Linked DNA regions of Homo sapiens: regions 1, 2, 3 and 4 are each linked to region 5. Evidence: chromatin contacts called from ENCODE Hi-C or POLR2A ChIA-PET data. All regions are on one chromosome and are shown on one strand. Each heading gives the region's core, a stretch centred on a gene start or an enhancer-like site at or near the end of the contact. The rest is flanking DNA. Distances are from core to core; before and after follow the strand shown. Region 1 holds the start of WDR13 (WD repeat domain 13). Region 2 holds the start of EBP (EBP cholestenol delta-isomerase). Region 3 holds the start of TFE3 (transcription factor binding to IGHM enhancer 3). Region 4 holds the start of PPP1R3F (protein phosphatase 1 regulatory subunit 3F). Region 5 holds the start of TSPYL2 (TSPY like 2).

Evidence for each region. Hi-C counts contacts between places; a loop is a spot of excess contacts on that map. ChIA-PET counts read pairs that join two places held with the same protein, here RNA polymerase II (POLR2A). Pooled maps may share reads with other maps.
Region 1: a map of naive thymus-derived CD4-positive, alpha-beta T cell shows a loop between it and region 5 (7-fold over the local background). The contact joins the promoter of WDR13 here to the promoter of TSPYL2 in region 5. A Hi-C loop is called at or near these places in 1 of 168 maps with a recorded cell type or tissue (naive thymus-derived CD4-positive, alpha-beta T cell) and 4 of 50 pooled maps. POLR2A ChIA-PET finds 5 or more read pairs at or near these places in 1 of 52 experiments (activated B cell).
Region 2: a pooled map shows a loop between it and region 5 (8-fold over the local background). The contact joins the promoter of EBP here to the promoter of TSPYL2 in region 5. A Hi-C loop is called at or near these places in 6 of 50 pooled maps.
Region 3: a pooled map shows a loop between it and region 5 (11-fold over the local background). The contact joins the promoter of TFE3 here to the promoter of TSPYL2 in region 5. A Hi-C loop is called at or near these places in 9 of 50 pooled maps. POLR2A ChIA-PET finds 5 or more read pairs at or near these places in 2 of 52 experiments (AG04449 and naive thymus-derived CD8-positive, alpha-beta T cell).
Region 4: a loop to region 5 is called in a pooled map, with 12 times the contacts of the local background. The contact joins the promoter of PPP1R3F here to the promoter of TSPYL2 in region 5. A Hi-C loop is called at or near these places in 3 of 37 single-sample maps with no recorded cell type and 8 of 50 pooled maps. POLR2A ChIA-PET finds 5 or more read pairs at or near these places in 2 of 52 experiments (B cell and CD4-positive, alpha-beta T cell).

What each region holds. Positions count from the first base shown.
Region 1 is chrX:48,594,164-48,598,741 of GRCh38, forward strand. WDR13 (WD repeat domain 13) reads left to right here and starts at 3,329. Exons shown (of 10, transcript NM_001347217.2): 1 at 3,329-3,451; 2 at 3,795-3,874; 3 at 4,554-4,578. The coding sequence starts at 3,834. RefSeq lists enhancers at 3,635-3,954, 3,975-4,044, 4,065-4,124.
Region 2 is chrX:48,520,558-48,523,685 of GRCh38, forward strand. It overlaps EBP (EBP cholestenol delta-isomerase), which reads left to right and starts at 1,251. Exons shown (of 5, transcript NM_006579.3): 1 at 1,251-1,350. It overlaps PORCN (porcupine O-acyltransferase), which reads left to right. Exons shown (of 15, transcript NM_203475.3): 15 at 1-251. RefSeq lists silencers at 92-151, 1,066-1,295, 1,356-1,535.
Region 3 is chrX:49,041,880-49,046,162 of GRCh38, forward strand. TFE3 (transcription factor binding to IGHM enhancer 3) reads right to left here and starts at 1,478. Exons shown (of 10, transcript NM_006521.6): 1 at 1,232-1,478. The coding sequence starts at 1,347. RefSeq lists an enhancer at 804-1,667 and a silencer at 1,209-1,448.
Region 4 is chrX:49,267,413-49,272,111 of GRCh38, forward strand. PPP1R3F (protein phosphatase 1 regulatory subunit 3F) reads left to right here and starts at 2,381. Exons shown (of 4, transcript NM_033215.5): 1 at 2,381-3,461. The coding sequence starts at 2,458. RefSeq lists enhancers at 1,470-1,969, 1,667-1,716 and a silencer at 2,417-2,656.
Region 5 is chrX:53,079,137-53,084,114 of GRCh38, forward strand. TSPYL2 (TSPY like 2) reads left to right here and starts at 3,231. Exons shown (of 7, transcript NM_022117.4): 1 at 3,231-4,169. The coding sequence starts at 3,363. It overlaps GPR173 (G protein-coupled receptor 173), which reads left to right. Exons shown (of 2, transcript NM_018969.6): 2 at 1-1,479. RefSeq lists silencers at 3,096-3,205, 3,476-3,525, 3,556-3,605.

The DNA of each region.
Region 1 (4,578 bases), core at 2,079-4,578, 4.5 Mb before region 5:
TAAATTTAATATGTTAATATTGAAAAACAATAAAAGAATTCATTCCAATGGTGAAACAGAATTTCCCAGGTATCCCTGACTCGAATTCCTGACTCTTCTGTTATTTCATTCCATCATATTTCTTTGGAAGCAGAGTGGTGGGATGAAGGGGCAGGGCTCTGTTGAGAGAAGGTGGAAGTGAATGGGAAAGGTATTTATCACAACACTCTTTATGGTGAAAAAAGAACATGGAAATAAACCCAATGCCAGTCACAAATAGGGGACCAGTTCAGGGCTGGGTGCAGTGGCTCATGCCTGTAAATCTCAGCTCCTTGGGAGGCTGAGGTGGAAGGATGCCTCAAGGCCACGAGTTCGAGACCAGCCTGGGCAACATATCAAGATACCCCCATATCTCTCTCTTTTTAAAAAAAACAAAAAAAAAAAACAAAAAAAAAAAACAGGGTCTTACTCTAACATCCAAGCCAGAGTGCAGTGGCATGGCTCACTGCAGCCTTGACCTCCCAGGCTCAAGCAATCCTCCCACCTCACCCTCCTGAGTAGCTGGGACTATGAGCACACACCACCACACCCAGCTAATTTTATTTTTGTAGAGATGTAGTCTCACTGTGTTGCCCAGGCTGGTCTCAAACTCCTAGACTCAAGTGATCTTCTTGCCTTGGCCTCCCAAAGTATTGGGATTACAGGTACGAGCCACCATGCCCAGCCGACCCCATGTCGCTCTCTCTTTTTTAATTAATTTATGTTTGAGATGGAGTTTCGCTCTTGTTGCCCAGGCTGGAGTGCAATGGCACGATCTCAGCTCACTGCAACCTCCGCCTCCAGGGTTCAAGTGATTGTCCTTGCCTCAGTCTCCCAAGTAGCTGGGATTACAGGCTCCTGCCACCATGCCCGGCTAATTTTTTGTATTTTTAGTAGAGACAGAGTTTCACCATGTTGCCCAGGCTGGTCTCGAATTCCTAACCTCAGGTGATCTGCCCGCCTCAGCCTCCCAAAGTGCTGGGATTACAGGTGTGAGCCACCACATCCGACCTCTTTTTTTTTTTTTAAGAGACAGGGTCTCGCTCTGTTGCCCAGGTTGGAGTGTAGTGGCATGATCACAGCTCACTGCAGCCTTAACCTCCCAGGCTCAAGCAATTCTTCTGCCTCAGCCTCCCGAGTAGCTGGGACTACAGGGATGTACCACCATGCCTAATTTTTGGTAGAGATGGGGTCTCACTTTGTTCCCCAGGCTGGTCTCAACTTCCTGGACTCAAGTGATCCTCCCGCCTCAGCCTTCCAAAGTGCTGGGATTACAGACATAAGCCACTACGCCCAGTTGACACCATGTCTTAAAAAAAAAAAAAAAAAAAAAAACGTAAGGGAACCAGTTCAATAAAATGTCACCCTTGAATTCCCTGGGCTTCAGATATCCTCATCTGTAAAATGGGGATAGTAACAGGACCCACAACCTTCAGTTATTATGATTAAATTGACTGGGTACAGTGGCTCACGCCTGTAATCCTAGCACTTAGGGAGGCCGAGGCGGGCGAATCACTTGAGCTCAGGAGTTTGAGACCAGCCTGGCCAACATGGTGAAACCCCGTCTCTACCAAAAATAGAAAAATTATCCGGGCGTGGTGGCAAATGTCTGTGGTCCCAGCTCCCGGGAGGCTGAGGTAGGAGGACTGCTTGAGCCCAGGTGGCAGAGATTGCAGTGAGCCAAGATCGTGTCACTGCACTCCAGCCTGGGTGACAGAGTGAAACCCCATCTCAAAAAAAAAAAAAAGATTAAATAGATTAATATATGTATAAAATACCTTGAACAGTACCCAGCACATTGTCTCATAAATATTAGTTGTTCTTGTTAAGGTTACATGTTTGTGCAGTGAAATAGAGTTTACTCTTTATCAATCATGTTACAAAAGAGTATTTAATATGAAAAGACACTGATAAGCTTGTTACAGGGACAAGGGAGATGCTGAGTCAACACAATACAGTGTGATCTTTCGGTGACTTTAAAACATTGTTGAATTGATTGTATTTGTTATAAAAATAATGTGGAAAATAACAGCTTTGAATTTTATGTCAGTTGATGTTAAGATCCAACAGGAAGTTTACCCTGATAACGTTAAGATGAACAGTTTGAAAGCAGCTTCCTGCTGGAAGTTGAAATAGAGATGATTCAGATAGCCTCTTTGGATCCAAACCCCAAAGCTTCTTTTGCCTAATTCTATCTTCTGTCTTTAGAAACTCAAGCCTCGACTGGGCTCGGTGGCTCACGCCTGTAATCCCAGCACTTTGGGAGGCCGAGGCGGGCGGATCATGAGGTCAGGAGATTGAGACCATCTTGGTTAACACGGTGAAACCCCCTCTCTACTAAAAACACAAAAATTTAGCCAGGCGTGGTGTCGGACGCCTGTAGTCCCAGCTACTTGGGAGGCTGAGGCAGGAGAATGGCGTGAACCCAGGAGGCGGAGCTTGCAATGAGCCGAGATCGCGCCACTGGACTCCAGCCTGGGCGACAGAGCGAGACTCCCGTCTCAAAAAGAAAAAAAAAAAAAAAAAAGAAAGAAACTCAAGCCTCAAGCTGTCTGGGGGCATCCAAGTCCAACCATCCCAGTCACACACACACAACCGACCTTACTCATCCCAGGGGTGTGCAGAGGCCCACTGCAAGAACTGGTGAACTTTCAAGGCGTCTTTGCATATATGATGATTTTTTATTCTATTATTCAAGTTTTGCTTGGACAAGATTGTGCTGCTAAAAAGTGGCCTACACCACTTTTTTTGTTTTTGTTTTTGAGACAGGGTTTCACTCCCGTCGCCCAGGCTAGAGTGCAGTGGCGCGATCTCAGCTCACTACAACCTCCGCGTCCTGGGCTCAAGCAATCCTCCTGCCACAACCTCCCGAGTAGCTGGGACTACAAGCGCCCGCCACCATACCCGGCTAATTTTTGTATTTTTAGTAGAGACGGGGTTTCACCATGTTGGCCAGGCTGGTCTTGAACTCCTGGCCTCAAGTGATCCACCTGCCTCGGCCTCCCTAAGTGCTGGGATTACAGGCGTGAGCCACCGCGCCCGGCCCTACACCACTTTTTAAAAGTCGTGTTTCTTCTCTTTTTTATAATGTTGTACTTCTGATTTCTAGGGAATGATTAGCAAACTCACCCCTGACGCTATGTCCCTTGGACATTATCCTTGTATACACAAAAAGTGCAATTAACGAGTGGGTAGAAGTCAAGGGGTGGAGCCTCCGTCCTTGGGCTTGAAGCCAATGTCCCTCAATGCGCCTGCGAGACTCCCACGCCCTGGGAAGGATGCCTATCGATTCGCTCTGGGCTCGGCAGTTCTTTCTGATAGCAGGCAGCCATCTTGCCTGGAGCCTGAGAAAGGGAGGAGAGACAGAAGGAACCGGCGACAGTGGTCTCAGGGCCGCTCCGGGGGGCCTCAAGAACCGGAGGCAGCCCCGGAGGTGGTCCCCGATCCCGGGCTATGCTCTTGGATCTGAGAAGGGAAGGCGGAGGGCGGCGGGGACAAGATGGGTGGAGAATGTCAAGCAAGGAATGCTAGGCGGGGGAGGGGCGTTGCTATGGCGACTGGGGAGGGGCGGTGTCTGTTCTGAATCGCTGTGTGTCACCCGGGCGCTGCCCAGGAAGGGCAGGGCTGGGGTGATGACCATGGTAACACCCGGGGGGGAGTTCGTGACATCTCCGGCGCGGAGGGACTCGATGTCTATGGCAATGGTCGCCTGGTGGAAGGGACGGAACTAGATCCCTTCGCTCGGGACGCTCACATTCCAGGCCCTTGTCCTGCAGGCTGCCGCGGGCGGACACGCCAGAGGAGGAGGCCGGGGAATGGCCGCGGTGTGGCAGCAAGTCTTAGCAGTGGACGCGAGGTGAGGCGTGGGGTCAAAGCCCATGGGAGCAGAACTTACTGTGGTGCATGCGCAATGGCGATAAGTGAGGCTGGGCGGAGAACTTGCCTTATGCGGCTGCGTGGGCATGCCGGAGGTGAGCATGCGCAGTAGCGGGGGCGGGCACGCCCGCGGTGAGTTGGCTGCGCCGGAGAGGATTCTAAACAGCAAGCTGGGAAAATGTGGTCAGATGTGGGCATGCGCAAAGCGGCTACCTGTGAGAGGGAGGTGGGGCTCAGGCAGGTGACATCCTATCCCCTATGGGTGTCCCCTAGACTTTTTTTTTTTTACATCATCACTTCCCCATTCTGACCCCATCACCTCCCAACGCTGACCCCCATAATGTCAGTCTGATTTCTGTCGCCCTGGTATACTGACCCTAATTATTGTCTGCGCTGACCCAGTCACCCCGTAGGGACCCCAGCACGGCAGCAGACTGACTCTGTTGTCTGCAAACTGACCTCATGACCATGCTCATTATTACTGCAGACTCACTCCCACCACAGGACCAAGAGGTCCCTCATCACCACTGCTAGTCATTCTTACCACCTAGGCCCCAGTCACTGCCACACACCTCACTCTCCTGCCGTACCCCCCCCCCCGAGCTGATTGATTCCCTCTGTCCTGTGCCTGCTGCCTGCCCTGCATCCTGACCCTGCAGGTACAACGCGTACCGCACACCAACG
Region 2 (3,128 bases), core at 1-2,500, 4.6 Mb before region 5:
TACTCCTTGACCCCCTCCATCCTTGACCCCCAACACCTCAACACACACACACACACACACACACAAAATCACACCATTTTCATGCCTGTCAATCCCCACCCCACCACAAGGCAGGAAGGGGGTGGTGCCTGCTGGGGCCTAGAGGGGGATGCTTGGGGAAACAGAGAAGGGGAGATCCAGGGCCTCCCCGCCTTCCTTCTTCCTTTTTATATACAATTTGTTATTGTCAAATAAAAGTAGGAAATATTCAATAGGCTTCTTCTTCACTGCTCAGAGGGGAATAGGAATGAGTGAGGAAGGGAGCACAGCATGGATAAAGGTTTGGAAGCTGGAAACCATGAAGAGAGAGCAGACTGTGATTGGTTCATGGTTAGTTTATGATTGATTAGATGATGAGCCTGAAGATGGCAGGATCCTGGTCCTGCTTGGTTTGATCAGGGCAGGGACAGATTGCATAGTTGGATGTGGGGGAGGCCTGATTGGCTGGAAAACTGAAGGATCCCCATTCTGATTGGTTGCTCTGAGTGGGACACAGAGGAGAGAAAGCAAGAGAGATGAAGGGTTGGTGCCTATTTATCCTTAGGACTGAGGGTTGTGGGTTCTAATTGGATGGGAGGTCTGGGATGGGTCTGGATTCTGATTGATTGCTCCATCTGGGGGCCCACTGGTGGTTAGGCGTTTGATTGGCTTTTTAGAACTGGCATATGGAGATTGAGGGTCTTCATGCCAATTGGTCAGTAGGACTGAGAGGCCTGGGTTCTAACTAGTTCTTCTGACTTGAGGTCGGGAGAAGAGAGAATGACCGCTGCTATTAGGACTGAGGAGTTCTGAGCACTGAAGAGCTGGGGAGGGGGTGGTTGCAGTGTATAGCGTGTGATCTGCTTGTAACAGTTTCGTTGCATTATACTAAGGGTTACTCTACCTAGAAAAGGGCGGAGGTGAAAGGATGCAACGCAACGCTAATTTCACCAGCGGAAGAAGCGGGTACAGACCTTAATGAGTCCCCGTTTTGATCGACTGATAAGGGAATGGGGAAATTGAAGCCAGGACTCGATGCAGATTGGCTACGGATCCAAAACGCCCACTAACCTTGGCGCGTCCCAGTCTCCACCCCAAACCTAACTCAGGTGAAAATGGCGCCACGCGCGGGGGCGGGGCTAGAGGTACAAAGAGAGTGTCTATTGGTTGGGAGCGGCACGGGCCGCCTTCTTCGCTTCACCATTGGCTCGCTCCGTAAGGCAAGAGAACCCACTAGGGGATGAGCCCGAACTAGGGATGTGACAGAGCGCGAGACCCAGCCTAAAGAGAGCCCGGAGCCAGCGTGGGAGGCCGCTGCCGTCGCGCGCCTTGGTGAGTGCCCTCCACCCGGCCCCTGCTCCCTCCCCCAGCTCTCCCCGGCTACGCGGCCAGCCCTCGGCGTGCCAGCGCGAGACCCTTTGCCACCCGCCCCCCCCACCGCCCTTTTGCGCCTGCGCGAGACCCCCAGCTACCGCACGGTTGTCCAGAGGACAGAAGATCCGTCTTCTCATTGGGCAGCGGGACTGGAGGGTTCTGGTTCGGATTGACCGGCTTTGTGTTCCGTTCTAGCGCTGCACGCCAGACACCGGCCTTTCAATATCCGTCTCTTCCCTGCAGGTTGACGGCGTTGCACGCTCTCGCGGGGAGGCTCTGGCTTTCCAAACGCTGGCACCGAGGGTTGTAGTTCTGATTCGTTTTCTTTCCTCTGTCCCCCAGTTGCAGTTTTCAGGACTACGTGGGGGAGGGAATAGCTTTTTGTTGAACGGTTTAAGACGCTGACCTGTGCAACTGGACCACGCCTGGTTCCTGTGTCTCTTACCAAACCGTGACCCCGGAGCACAGGACTGGGTTTGGTGGTCGTGAGCAGTTTGTGACCCTTGAAGGAAGACACCAGGCCTGGTCCTGTATCTCCCTCGCCAGACTGTGACCAGGGAGGGCTGGGATCAGGTGTTGTTCCCATGTGCCTCCCACCAGACTTTGACCCCCGAGGGCTGAGACCGGGACTGTTTCTACCACATCATAATATGGCTTCTAAAGGGCTGGAACAAGCTTTCAGCCTTTCTGTGGCCTTGTGTTTCAGTCATGTTCTTTTTCTTTTCTTTTTTATTTTATTTTGAGACAGAGTCTCGCTCTGTTGCCCAGGCTGGAGTGCAGTGGCATGACCCCGGCTCACTGCAGCCTCTGCCTCCCAGGTTCAAGCGATTCTCCTGCCTCAGCCTCCTGAGTAGCTGTAACTACAGGCGCACGCCACCACACCTGGCTAATTTTTGTATTTTTAGTAGAGACGGGGTTTTGCCATGTTGGCCGGGCTGGTCTTGAACTCCTGAGCTCAAGTGGTCCACTCGTCTTGGCCTCCCAAAGTGCTGGGATTACAGGCGTGAGCCACCGCGCCCGGCCTTCTTTTTTAGAGGCAGAGTCTCAGACTGGAGGGCAGTGATGTGGTCACTGCTCACTTCAGCCTTGAAGTCCTGGGCTCAAAGCGATCCTCCTGCCTCAGCCTACCTACTAGCTGGGACTACAGGCCTTTGTCACCACACCTGACTGATTTTCTTATTTTTTTAGAGACAGTTTCGCTGTGTTGCCCAGGCCGGACTTGAATTCCTGGCCTCAGGTGCTGCTCCTGCATCAGCCTCCCAAAGCACTGGAATTACCTGCCACGGTGCCTGGCCTTTAGTCATGGTCTTAAAACAGAATGTAGGCCGGGCGCAGTGGCTCACGCCTGTAATCCCAGCACTTTGGGAGGCTGAGGCGGGCGGATCGTGAGGTCAGGAGATCAAGACCATCCTGGCTAACACGGTGAAACCCCGTCTCTACTAAAAATACAAAAAATTAGCTGGGCGTGGTGGCAGGCACCTGTAGTCCCAGCTACTCGGGAGGCTGAGGCAGGAGAATCGTTTGAACCCGGAAGGCAGAGGTTGCAGTGAGCCGAGGTCGCACCACTCCACTCCAGCCTGGGTGACAGAGCAAGACTCCGTCTGAAAAAAAAAAAAAAAAACGGAATGTAATTAGAAGTGTTACAATCCTGTCTGTTAACTGGTAAATTCGGTCCATTTACATTTCTCATGATAATAAACTATTTGAATTTGATTTTATTATCTCATTCTGTACTT
Region 3 (4,283 bases), core at 228-2,727, 4.0 Mb before region 5:
TCTCCCCTCCCCAAGGATCTGTCTTCCTTCCTCTCCTCACCCTCAGATGGAGCCCTAAAACCACCCAGGAAGTTGGGAAGAGGAAGCTCGGGCGAGCCACTGAGCTCAGCACAATCCCAGGCACAAAGGAGGCAAAGACCCCCCCCCACCCAGGGCTCACACACCCATTGCACAGAAGTTGGAAGAGATGGGCACTGGGGTGAGCAGGGAGGGCTGGGGCTCCAAAGCCCATTGATGAAAGTAAGGATGAGAAGAGGCCAGAGGGGATCCACCCAGGCAGGGATGGTGCAATCTGTACTCGTTCCAGCTCTATGGACAGATTCAAGATTACCCCCAGGAGCTCGGAGATCGAAAAGAAGATAAAAAGAAAAGGGGTGTGGGGCTAGGGAGTGGGAAGGGCTGAGAGGCTAGAGCGAGTAGCAGCATGAACAAGAGCCTCCTCTGGGTTCCCAAACAAGGTCTGAGGCCTCTGAGCTAAGAGGTAACATCATCGCCCTCTGCCTGGCTGTCTATCTTCCATTCAGGCCCTTAACAGGTGTGGGAAGAGGGCTTTTCCACTATCCTTGGGATCTGCCCCAGCTGGGTAGGCGGGCAGAGGGGAAAGGATTATTCTGGTCAAGTCTTGCTGAATGTTGCTTCTCTTGTTCATTCACACGCACTCACAAGGCTGGTCCCAGGCAGCATATCTGAGATACCTCCAAATCCCTCCAGATTCATGTTATCCCCAAACACAGCAACCAGTCACTGAGAGGCACCAAGCTCCCAAGACAGCACTTCTGTCCCTCAGGACCCCTTCTCCCACACTGAGGGAAAAAAGATTCTAGGATTCCCTTAAAACCAGTGCCTCACCTGACAGTGTCCCCTCAAATTCATTCCCCTCATGTCCGACTGAAAATCCCCGAATTCAGCCTCTAATCAGAGACCCTGTCTACCAAGTTCAGCTATCTCAGACCAGTTTCTGGATACTCCAGAATAGGCCCCTCTAGACGCAGTCAAGGGCTCCCCAAACCTGACCCAGACCCCGCTTAATGCACTCCCACGACTCCTTTAATAAAGCCACAATCCAAGCAGGCCACTGCCGGATTCCTTAGGTGCCCCCCCAAGACGGGCGCCCCGACGTCCTCCAAGGCTAGGCCGAGGGCCTCCAATCCCAGTCCGGGGCCCCCACTGCCCCCGAGATCAGGCCCCTGGGAGCCCCAGTCGGCACTCCCAGCCCCAGGCGGCCCCGCACCTGAGCAGCTGAGCCGAGTCGGCCGGCCTGCGCTCCTCCAACAGCACGAACACGGCTCGAGGGCCCTCCGCGCTGGCCTCTACGCCATCCCGAGCTGGTTCGGCCGCATGAGACATGACGCCCGGCCCCGGGCGAGCCCTGCCAGGCCGGTCGGGCCTCGGCCCGGTCCCCCTAACAAAATAAGAGTCCCCCCTCCCCCCAGCTCGCCACCGCCGCCTCCTCCGCTAAGCCATGGAGCTAGCACTGCGCGGGCGGGCGGCGTCGGGGAGATGGGATGGGCTGTGAGTCATCCCCCGCCCAGAACGGACCGACGCCCCCCCTCAACCTAACCCCGGACGACCGCCCTCCTCCCCCTCGTCTTCTTCCCCCTCCTCCCTCCTCCCAGGGATGGGGAAACTCCACAGGAAGTGACCGCACTGGGGATGGATGGCCCGTCTGGCCACGACCCATTAGCGAGGCGGCCAATCGCTGAACGGCGATTCGAGGGCCCACCCTAAGCGACGCCTCCGACGCGGAGGAAAAACGCGATTCGGCCCGCCCTCATTCCGAGAAGCAGCACCCAGACCACGCCCTCAGGGGCAGCGACAAATAGGCGAGGGTTGATTTGGTTGAACCACGCCTCTATGTTTGCGTCGCTTTCGGAGCCACGCCCTCTCTTCTCAAATTATCCCTCTGCAAGGTAATATTAAGCCGCTCCTTGGGTCCTCTGCGCCTGCGCATCGATGGCCAGTCGGCGCACGGAGGGTCTCCTGGCCAAGCTTTTAGCTGCGGAACCGCGCCCTCTTTCGGCCAATATTTGTAATATCTGAGCCCTAGACCGCGCTCCAACCTCGATCTGGCTGTGCTCTCTCAGCCAAAGCCATAACTATGAGGCAGAGGCAGCTACATTCCCTGAAGGTGCGGGCCAGAAACCCCCCCCTTTCGCTGTCCGCAGTCCAGCCGCCCAGCTGGTCTTCCGGGAGTATTCCGCCTGTTCCATGCCATCGAGAGCGGTTGTACTATGTTCATTGCGCTGCGCAATATGTGCTTAATAAATTCTTGACGGGTGAATGAATCTGGTCCCTTCGGTGAATGACGACTTCTGGAATCACAAAGATCCAGGTTTGAATAGGGAAGGGGACCTCCCCTCTCCCAGCCTCAGCTTTCCTGGCCTGTTAAATGGGGGTCAAAATACCTGTCTGGCAGGGTTGTTCTGAGGATTAAAGATAATGTATGAAAAGTGCTAGCAGGTTGTTTGGCATACAAGAAGCTTCCCAAAATTAGTTGATTCACTCATTTGTTCACTTATTCAACATTCACTGAGCGCTTCTGTATGCCAGACGCATGCAAGCCGGCTCGCACAAGGCGGAGGGTCTCACTCATATATCCTCAGGTGCAAATAGCTCACAAAACACCCAGACCTACAGCCTTCCCTTCCTCTTTCCTGACATCCCAAGACCCCACCCTGAGTTGCGCCTCCAGGAATTTCACCGGGCTTTCATTTACCTTGGACCTTCCTGTATTGGCATCATTATTTCACAGGTCTGTCAGTTGCTTTCGTAAACTCATCCATACTCACACACAACCATCTCGTACAAGGGGGAAACCTCTACATAATAAAGATGACTTCTGGCCGGGCGCGGTGGCTCATGCCTGTAATCCCAGCACTTTGGGAGGCCGAGGCGGGTGGATCACCTGAGGTCAGGAGTTTGAGACCAGCCTGGCCAACACGGTGAAACCCCGTCTCTACTAAAAATACAAAAAATTAGCCGGGCGTGGTGGCGGGCGCCTGTAATCCCAACTACTCGGGAGGCTGAGGCAGGAGAATCCCTTGAACCGGGAAGCAGAGGTTGCAGTGAACCAAGATAGTGTCACTGCACTGCAGCCTGGGTGACAGAGTGAGACTCAGTCTCAAAAAAAAAAAAAAAAGAAAAAAGAATACATTACCAATTGTACCAATCAAAACTCTAAAACGGAACTTGTAGATCCAATGTTAAAATTCCTATGATGCCTTAAACATGTAAGAATGGGCCGGGCACGGTGGCTCACACCTGTAATCCAGCAGTTTGGGAGGCCAAGGTTGGTGGGTCGCTTGAGGCCAGAAGTTCGATACCAGCCTGGCCAACATGGCAAAACCTCGTCTCTACAAAAATACAAAAATTAGCCGGGCGTGGTGGTCTGCGCCTGGCCTGTAGTCCCAGCTACTCGGGAGGCTGAGGCAGGAGAATAGCTTGAACCCGACAGGCGGAGGTTGCAGTGAGCCGAGATCACGCCACTGCACTCCAGCCTGGGGCGACAGAGTGAGACTCTGTCTCAAAAACAAAAACAATGGCCCAGTGCGGTGGCTCACGCCTGTAATCCCAGCACTTTGAGAGGCCGAGGCAGGTGGATCACTTGAGGTCAGAAGTTCAAGACCAGCCTGGCCAACGTGGCAAAACCCTGTCTCTACTAAAAATACAAAAAAATTAGCCAGGCATGGTGGCGTGCGCCTGTAATCCCAGCTACTAGGGAGGCTGAGGCACAAGAATCGCTTGAACCCGGGAGGTGGAGGTTGCAGTGAGCCAAGATCGTGCCACTGCACTCCAGCTTGGGAGACAGAGCTAGACTCCGTCTCAAAAAAAACAAAAACAAACATGTAAGAATGGCTAATTTTACAAAAGAAGAAAGAGGAGGGTCTGGCGGGGTGGTTCCCACCTGTAATCCCAACACTTTGGGAGGCCAAGGTGGGAGAATTGCTTGAGCCCGGGAGTTTGAGACTAGTCTGGGAAACATAGGGAGACCCCGTCTGTACAAAAAAACTTTTAAAAAATTAGGCCGGGCATGGTGGCTCACGCCTGTAATCCCAGCACTTTGGGAGGCTGAGGCGGGAGGATCACAAAGTCAAGGGATTGAGGCCATCCTGGCCAACATGGTGAAACCCCGTCTCTACTAAAAATACAAAAATTAGCTGGGCATGGTGGCACGCGCCTGGCCTGTAGTCCCAGCTACTTGGGAGGCCGAGGCAGGAGAATCTCTTGAACCCAGGAGGCGGAGGTTGCAGTGAGCCGAGATTGCACCACTGCACTCCAGCCTG
Region 4 (4,699 bases), core at 1,131-3,630, 3.8 Mb before region 5:
TAAACGGGTCAGGAAAAGTCCCCAGAGACAGGGGCCTCTGACAAAGACTTGAAGGAGATGAGGGAGGGAGCCAGCTAGATATCTGAGGAACTCCAAAGGAAACAGCCAGGGCAAAGGTCCTGAGGTGGGAATGTACCTGATTTGTTCAAGGTCTACAAGGGGGCTGGTGTGGTTAGTGTGGAGAGAGCAAGAAGAGAAGCTGGAGGTGAGGTCAGAAAGGGGACTCGGAGGTTAGACCACGCAGGACCTTGTAGGCCATGGTAAGGACTTTGGCTTCAACGCTGAGTGAGGAGGAAGGCATGACAGGGTTGCAAGCAGAGGAGAAACACAAACCGTGTTAGGATTTAACAGGAAGCCCCTGAATGCTGAGTGTACAATGGGGTCTAGGGCCTGAATGTGGAAGCAGGGGACCAGCAAGGAGCTGGCTACTGCAGTAGTCTAGGTGACTGGTGATAGTGCTGGCAGTGGAGGTGGTGAGAAGAGGATGGATTTGGTAAATATTTTTAATAGACAGCCAAAAGGATTTGTTGAAGACTGAGAGTCTTGGAGCCAGATCGGGACAGACAATGCCCAAACCAGGTGGGCAGGAAGGAGTCCCTGGACTATTTGCCAGCTTGAACTTTTAGGTGAGAAAAAAATAAAGTTCTGTCTTGCTTAAGCCCCCATTATTTTATGATTTTTCTGTTACTTGCAGCTGAACATATTCATTTCTAACTCATGGACATCCTGAACATGGAGACCTGGGGAGAGGGGCTGCTGGAAGGATCACCTCCCTCCTAGGATGCTGTGAGGTTCTAATGAGATAACAGCATGCTCAGAACCTGGCACTCAGTAGGTGTTCAGTAAATCTTCCCAGGATGGAGAAGGAATGTATGAATGGATGTGTTCAGCGGACAAAAGCTGCAGTTGAGTTCCCACAGAAGGTGAGACCCCAAAGGGAGAGCGAAAGGAGTTTACTAGATGGAAGCAGCAGAAGGAACAGCACTCTTGGGAGAGGGAACAGTAGAAGCAGAGATGGGGGGACAGAAAGAAGGGAGGTGAGGCCCCTGTGGGGTGTGGAGTGTCAGGTTGGGCAAGAAGGACAGGGCTTTGATTGTGATTCCATTAGTCAGAAGCTACCCATATGCCCAATCAACTTCTGGTAGCACACAGTCAGGTCAGTGTTTGCTGAGCTGAAATTTAAAAAAGTGAATCCTTCAGAAAGTTAAATTTCCTATTCGGCCATTCATTCAACAATAGTATCAAGTCCTGGAGAGTGCTTGCGGCTAACAATCAGGGGCATTCTTGGCTTGTGGCACTGCTCAAGAAAAGGTTGTAGTTGGGCAGGGAGGACCCAGTAAGTAACTAACTGCAACAGGACAGTCATTTTCACTTTCCTAGTTCACACACCAAGGTGTGGTCTAGGCCTTCAGGGGCTCTGGGTATTCCTGGGGCAATGGGGAGTCACGGAGGGTTAGGGAGAGGGTAACCCCATCCCTGAGAAGCACATTTTTCCTAATGGCTGCCTGCGTTCTATGGTTCTGCTGTCCGGCCACCCAATACCTCAGACTCTGTCTACACAGCGTCCTCCTCTCCAGCCTCCTTATTGGCTACTCATGCCTCCCTTCACACCACCTACACTGCCCCCGTCGGCTCTGCTTTTTTCCCCATCTTGCCTCCAAGTCCTCCCTCCGTCCCGCTGCACTATCTAGCCTCGGCATTGGCTCATCCCATACTAGTACTGTCCTTTGAGGTCTCTACGCCTTCACCCTGGCTCCCTCATTGGCTATCCGCCAGCTCTCGTCCTCGCTCCCGCCTTCAGCCTCCACCTCCATTGGCTCGGCTCCCTACACACCCGCCTCTTGGTCTCCTTTTAGCCTTCGTATTGGCTAGCTCCACCTTGGCACCACCCCTTCGAAGCCGCAGTGCACGCTCACAAGCCTCCCCATTGGCTCGCTGCAGCCATTGTCGTCATCCCACGCGTGGCTCTCCATTGGCTGTTCTCTCTCTCTAGCTACCGTTCCACCGCCTACGCAACCCGCGGGATCTCCCACTTTTTGGGCCTCTGCGTTCGTTCCCGGCTGCCCTCATCGCCTGTAGCCATTCCACTTTTCCCACCGCCCACATGCCTCTCTCGCTCAGACTTCCGCATTAGCTGTCTGCTTCTGTTTTCTTCATCATGGATTTCGCACCACCCCCATTCCGGCCTCTCCATTGATTCCTCGATCATCCCGCCCCCTACACCGCCCACTCCCGGGCATCCCCATTGGCTGCGTGCTTCTCCGGCTCTCAATTCGCTGTACGTCATCCGTGCATGGCTGCCCATTGGCCCTCTGCAATACTTGTCTTCATCTCACCGCCTATGCCCCCGTGAGCCGTACCCCTCCGCGCTGGCCTTCCCATTGGCTGCCCGCCCCTTCAGGCCCTGCCCCCGCCGGTCCCGCCGCCGGTGCCGTCGGTGCCGCCGCCGCCGCCGATATGGCGCGTACGGCCCCTGTGGAGCCCCCGCTGCGGCATTCCGCGCCCCCCTCGCCGGCCGCGGGTGAGCCCCGCACCTCGGTCGAGGCGGCGGTGGCCCCGCGGAGGGTGCTGTTCGCCGACGAGGCCTTGGGGCTGCCGCTGGCGCAGTTGCGCCGCTACCGGCCGTGGGGCGGGCCCGGGGCGGGCAAGATGGCGGCGGCGGCCGGGCAAGATGGCGGCGGCGGCGGCGGGGCCGACGAGGACGACGATGGCGAGGATGGGGATGAAGGGGAGGAGGAAGAGGAGGCTTGCCCCGAGCCCTCACCGCTGTGCCCCGTCCCCGCTGGCGGGGGGTTTTACCTGGTCCCCACATTTTCGCTGCCGCCCGCGCCGGGCCGTCTGGAGCGCTTGGGGCGCGTCATGGTGGAGCTGGAGGCGCTGCTGCCGCCTCCCGGAGCGGTCCCCGGGGGTGCCGGGGTGTGGGTGCCTGGGGGCCGCCCGCCGGTGCTGCGCGGGTTGGTACGCGTGCTGAACCGCTCCTTCGAGAAGGCGGTGCACGTGCGGGCCTCACACGACGGCTGGGCTTCCTTTTGCGACCACCCAGCGCGCTACGTCCCGCGCAGCCCGCCGTGGGCAGGAGCGGGAGGAACAGGAGCAGGAGATCCCATCCTGGATCCGGGGCTCGGCCTGGGTCCCGGCCAGGCATCCGCCTCCTCGCCCGACGACGGCGGCCGCACCGACCGCTTTGCCTTCCAGCTGCCCTTTGCTGAGGGCGCGGGCGATGGGGCGCGCCTCGACTTCGTGGTGCGCTATGAGACCCCTGAGGGCACTTTCTGGGCCAACAACCACGGCCGCAACTACACAGTCCTGCTCCGGATCGCACCCGCTCCCACACCCACTGATGCCGAAGGGCTGCCCCAGCAGCAGCAGCTGCCGCAGCTGGAGCCACAGCCCGAGTGCCAGGGTCCCGTGGAGGCTGAGGCCAGGCAGCTGAAGAGCTGCATGAAGCCGGTGAGGCGCAGGTAATGTCAGCCAGCGCCACCTCCGCCAACGCAGGGCTGTGTCTGGGATGGAGGACAAGCATTCCGGCCCAGGAACCCCTCAGGCCTGCTCTCCAGGACAGGGAGGAGGGTGCATTGAGTCAGTCAGTCAAAGAGTGATGGAGGTCAAACACGTGCTAGGCACTGTTTTAACTGGGGTTTTATTCCTCCATTTATTGAGTTCCACTGTAAAGCCCTGAACAAGACAGACATCTACCCTACCCTCAAGGATTCATACAGGCTCCTATGGGAGACAGTTTGAAAAAACAAGCAAGCAAGCAGATAGGATAAATAGGGACAAAGTTAGCTGCTGAAGGGAGTAAGGGGATAGATTGGGAGGGAATGACTGTGTCAGACATGCTGTTAAAGGGAGGGCCTTTGAGGAGGTGAGTCCCGAATGATGATAAAGAAGAGTTATGCAGATACGGTGGGGAGGTGGGGGAGAGTTTGTAGGAAAAGGAACAGGGAGGACTTTTCTGAGGAGGTTTCATTTAAACTAAGTCCTGGATGATGAATAACAGTTATGTGCATATATGGAACAAGGGTGTTCTAGGTAGAGGAAACAGCAAGTGCAAAGGTCCTGGGGTGGAAATGAGCTTGGTGTGAATGATCAGCAGTGTGCTGGAGTGGAGAGAACTGCAATGACATAGTGTGGACCAAGGGCTTTGCCAGTGGGGGGTAGAGCAGATTCTCTTTCTGACAGAGCAGGAAACCAGGATTCCAGAGGTGGAGAAACTGGTTGAGGCAGTGATGGCACCTGGCTCTTCCAGTTCACCCATGCCTGACCTTGAAGCCTGTGCACTCTACTGTTAACGCTGTAATCTACTTTTGAGTCCTGTGGAGGCGAGGGGCTGAGCCCATGCTCTCACAAGAAAGCAGTGGCTCTAGCAGAGAGACAGAACCAGATGGGTACTGGACTTGAAGTTTTTGTCCCTTGTTTTTTTGCCACACCACCTGTGATCATTTAGGGACAGGGAGAAATAATCAGTTATACCCCAGGGGGCCCCAGAAGATTTCCCTAGGTTTCCTCTATCAAGCTATGAGTTCTTTAAGGGCAGCAGCTAGTCCTGATTCTTTTTGCGGTCACCTAAGTCTGGCCCAGGATCACTAGATTCTCCCTAAAATGTATACATTTCCCTGTTCCTGGGAGGACTGGGAATGGAAATGGGAAAATGCTTTTTGGACCTTGTATGTATACGCTTGGTCAGAAGCCCCTGGCT
Region 5 (4,978 bases), core at 1,981-4,480:
CTTACCCAGGCTCTCTGTCCCCCTCTCACTTCCTGTGGGGCCGGAATCTGTATTTATCCATCCCCCTTTCCCTTCTTTATAGAAGTCCCTGTCCTAAACTCCCTCCCTAGCCCAAGAGAGCCCCAGAACTGGGGAAGCCTGACCCATACAGAATGGGGAGGGCACTCTAGGCAGGAGAGACATTAATGAGCCTGGCTGCAGAGTGGCCCTGGAAAGGCAGGCCAGAGTGGCTGAGAGGCTGGGAGTAGGGGAGCCTGTTCTCTCAGCGATAGTGATGGGGGTGCCTTTCCGAGGGGGTGGGGTGGGAAGACCAAGGGGGTGGGGGGTAGATAGGGTACATTTAGGAGGGTTTTCCTCCATTTCTTTTTTCTAACTGCCTGGATTCACCATTGGATTTTGTAAATGGAAAAACTGAAATGAACAATGCTATACTGGATGTTTTCTCTTTCTGACTGTGTGTGTGTGTGTGCGTGCGTGCGTGCATGTGCCCTGTCTGACCACATGTGGAGAGACATGATTGAGTGATAGTGTGTGTCTGTGTGACTTTGTGTGGGGAGGCACTCCTGAAGAAAACTTGCCCGGTGCACACACGTAAAATGCCTGTATATGGGGACAGATACAGCACGTGCATGCATACACACACACACACACACACCACAGTTGAGAGGAGACAAACTAGAGTATGTGCCCGTGGTAGGAAGTCGAGTGGTCAAGAGATGGATCTTGGAAACTACATAGGTCGGTAGCAAGAGGGTAGACTCCCATCTCACAAGATGGGCCTCCCTTGGCCCAGGCCCTGAGCACGGGAGGGCTGGGGCCGCCAGGGAACTTGAAAACCTCATCTCCTCACAAAGCCTGTAGCCCCATCTCAACCCCGTCTCAGTCTCCTTCCCAAACTCAAACAAGGTGTTCCTAAAATTGGACCACCATGGAGAATGGGGACTGGGAATTGAGGATCAAATGTGAGGGAAACTGATGAGGTTAGGAAATGCCCCCCACAAAGTAATGGCTTCTGGAGGGACTGCTCAGTCTGGGATGGGAGCCCTTCCTAGGGGCCACTGTATGCAGCTGGGACTTTGGTCAGCTTTGACCAAATTTAGAGGGAGGGATGTCATGGGGAAAAAAAACCCAAGCCCAGGAGTCTACCCAGCCAGCCTGCTCCCTAGACAGTTAATTTACTATCTGGTTATTCTCTCAGGTGCACAGAATTGAGTTGACCATACTCCTCAGTTCTTGGCACACTATATCATCATTGGTCCATGTGAGGCCCTTTTATTTTTTTTTCTTCAGTTTTGTCCCCTTCATCACCCATTCCTGATCCCATCCTCCCCGCCCCCTACACAGGCACCCACTCTCGTGTATTTAACGTACGTCCTTCCAATCCACCGTTCATGTGTTTATTTACATATATGTGTATCTGTGAAAAATGTATGGTATTGCTGTGTGTTTTAATTTACATAAACAGTATTGTACTATAAATCTTGTTGTTTCTTTTTTCACTCAACATTCTGTCTTTGAGAGATCCAGCCATGTTGCCGTATATAGATCTAATTCATTCTAGTGGTCCATCTAAAACATATATCACATTTTTCTTATCCACTCCCCTGATGATGGATCCCTAGGTCTCCTCTCTGCTCCGCGACAAGGCTGCAATGGGCAGTTACCTACACCTCTCTTGAGGGATGCCTAATTTAGGGGAGAGAAAACTGAAGCTCAGAGAGGGGCAGTGATTTGGTTAAGGTTACAAAATGAGGGGCACACCCATGATGTGAATCCCAGCACCAAAGCCAGCCCTCCACCACCATGCCTCACAAAAGACCATCCATCTCTGGTTTAAAAAGAAAAATCTTAAAATACAGCATACACTGGGGAAAGGGAGAGGAAAGGATGGAAAGGGGGAGAAATGAAGAGACAGAAAGTGCTAGAAAATTCTAGCAGATGAGCTGAATCACAATCATTTTTATGACGCAGAGGAAGTTACTTTTTTGTGTGTGTGATTATTATTTGTAGAGCCATTTTGCGGAGATGGAAAACGCCACGTCAAAACCTGGCCCCCAAACCAAACACCCTGGGTGCCTAAATTGCAGGCGCAGGCGGTAGGGCAGCCCGAGCCCCCGAGGAGCTACAGCAGAGTTCACCCAGGGGGCAAACGTGGGGGGTGGGGGAAGGGGCAGAAGTGGAAGGTAGGAAAAGAGGCAGAAGCGGGGGGGCGGGGGGCAGGGGTTGTGTGAGGGAAGGGGCAGAAGTTGGGGGATAGGGGAAGGGCAGAAGCGGAGGGCGGGAGGGTGAGGGAAGGGGCAGAAGTGGGGTTGGGGGGTGAAGGAAGGGGCAGAAGTTGGGGGATAGGGGAAGGGGCAGAAGTGGGGGTGAGGGAAGAGACAGTTGGGGGATGGGGGTCAGAAGCAGGGAATGCGGGAAGGGGCAGAAGGGGGGGTGAGGGAAGGGGCAGAAGCGGGGGAGGAAGGGGCAGAAGCGGGGGGTGAAGGGGCAGAAGCGGGGGTGGGGTGGGGGAAGGGGCCGAAGCGGGGGATGGGGGAAGGGGCAGAAACGGGGGGTGGGGGAAGGGACAGAAACGGGGAGTGGAGGAAGGGGCAGAAGCGGGGATGGAAAAAGGGGCAGCAGTGGGGGATGGGAGAAGGGGCAGAAGCGGGGGTGGGAGAAGGGGCAGGAGCTGGGATGGGGGAAGGGGCAGGACCCGGGATGGGGGAAGGGGCAGAAGCGGGGGTGGGGGAAGGAGCTGAAGGAAATGGGGGAAGGGGCAGATTTTAAAAGTGCGTAGTTGCTGAGGGGAGGGGGGCGGGGGGAACGATAACGAGGCTCTTCCAATTTCATGTGAGCACATCCTGCTCAGCGCCTGCGTTTGTTTTTCGTCTCGTTTTTTGGTCTTCAGAACCACTGGTACTTTTCCCATTGGATAAAACGCTGAGAGGGTGAGGGAGAGGGGCTTCTTCCCCAGCTTTCCTCGCAGCCAATCGCCCTGCAGTTTCCCTCCCGTCGCTGAGGGAGTCAGCCCGTTGATTGGCGGGCCCGAGGGGAGCCAATCGGAAACTGATGATGTGTGGTGTTGGCAAGCGGATTGCGTGAGAGCGGGCAGGGGTCGCGGGAGCGCGATCGCCGCCGCGGCGGCCGGCAGCCAATGGCCAGGCCGAGCGGACCCCTGCGTCAGGAGTGGGCGGGGCTTCGGCGATTGGCGCGGAGGGAGTAGAGCGGGCGCTGTGGGAGGGAACGCCAGAGCGAGGTGGTGAGGAGAGCTGGTTGCGTGAGTCTCCTCAGCTCTGCTTACCGGTGCGACTAGCGGCAGCGACGCGGCTAAAAGCGAAGGGGCGAGTGCGAGTCCCCTGAGCTGTACGAACGCGGTCGCCATGGACCGCCCAGATGAGGGGCCTCCGGCCAAGACCCGCCGCCTGAGCAGCTCCGAGTCTCCACAGCGCGACCCGCCCCCGCCGCCGCCGCCGCCGCCGCTCCTCCGACTGCCGCTGCCTCCACCCCAGCAGCGCCCGAGGCTCCAGGAGGAAACGGAGGCGGCACAGGTGCTGGCCGATATGAGGGGGGTGGGACTGGGCCCCGCGCTGCCCCCGCCGCCTCCCTATGTCATTCTCGAGGAGGGGGGGATCCGCGCATACTTCACGCTCGGTGCTGAGTGTCCCGGCTGGGATTCTACCATCGAGTCGGGGTATGGGGAGGCGCCCCCGCCCACGGAGAGCCTGGAAGCACTCCCCACTCCTGAGGCCTCGGGGGGGAGCCTGGAAATCGATTTTCAGGTTGTACAGTCGAGCAGTTTTGGTGGAGAGGGGGCCCTAGAAACCTGTAGCGCAGTGGGGTGGGCGCCCCAGAGGTTAGTTGACCCGAAGAGCAAGGAAGAGGCGATCATCATAGTGGAGGATGAGGATGAGGATGAGCGGGAGAGTATGAGGAGCAGCAGGAGGCGGCGGCGGCGGCGGAGGAGGAAGCAGAGGAAGGTGAAGAGGGAAAGCAGAGAGAGAAATGCCGAGAGGATGGAGAGCATCCTGCAGGCACTGGAGGATATTCAGCTGGATCTGGAGGCAGTGAACATCAAGGCAGGCAAAGCCTTCCTGCGTCTCAAGCGCAAGTTCATCCAGATGCGAAGACCCTTCCTGGAGCGCAGAGACCTCATCATCCAGCATATCCCAGGCTTCTGGGTCAAAGCAGTATCCTTCTAATCGATACTCCGTAGGTCAGAAGCCCGTGACAGGAAAGGGGAAGGTGGGGGAGGGACAGAAAAGGTAAAGCGGGTGGAGGAGAGCCAGAGGTGGGCATGATCCCCCTATCGGAAGACGGACTAGACTGGGTGGAAGAGGGATGGAAGGAGGAGGGCAAAACAGCAGAGAAGCTGGACTGGAGATGATGAAGGGTGGTGGAGGGGGGGCGGACATAAAAACTGGACCACAGATGGGAAAGGGGGAAGAGGAGGAACATAGCATTAAAAAAAGGATCACAGATGATAAAAAGGGGGAGGGTAGTAAAGGGGCACACAGCAAAAAAATTGGACCAGAGATGGTGAAAGGAGGAGGGGAGGGGCACGTAGAAGATGAACTGACTCAGAGACCTTGAAGAGGGAGGGGAATGGCACACAGCAGAGAAACTGCCCAGAAAGGGTGCTTGAGCCATACAAGGCTCTGTAAACCTAGATTTTTGCTTAAGATACTAGGAGACCCCAATCCTGGCTGGAGTGCCTTGCATTGGAGGGAGGGGGGCTGGAGCCCCTGAAAGATCAAGAGAGGGAGTGTCTAGGTATAGAGAAAAAGGAGTTAAATGAAGGAAAGGGGAGAGTAGACACATACACATACATGTAACATGTTAGGAACATGAGTCGAACATCCTAATAGAATTATGTGGATACAGACCCTTAGCCCTCATATGAAACAGCACATGGTAAGAGGCCCTTAGCACCCAGGCATACAATATCATTTAGACATAGGACCTCAGCTCCTAGACACAGTATTATGTGACCACAGGT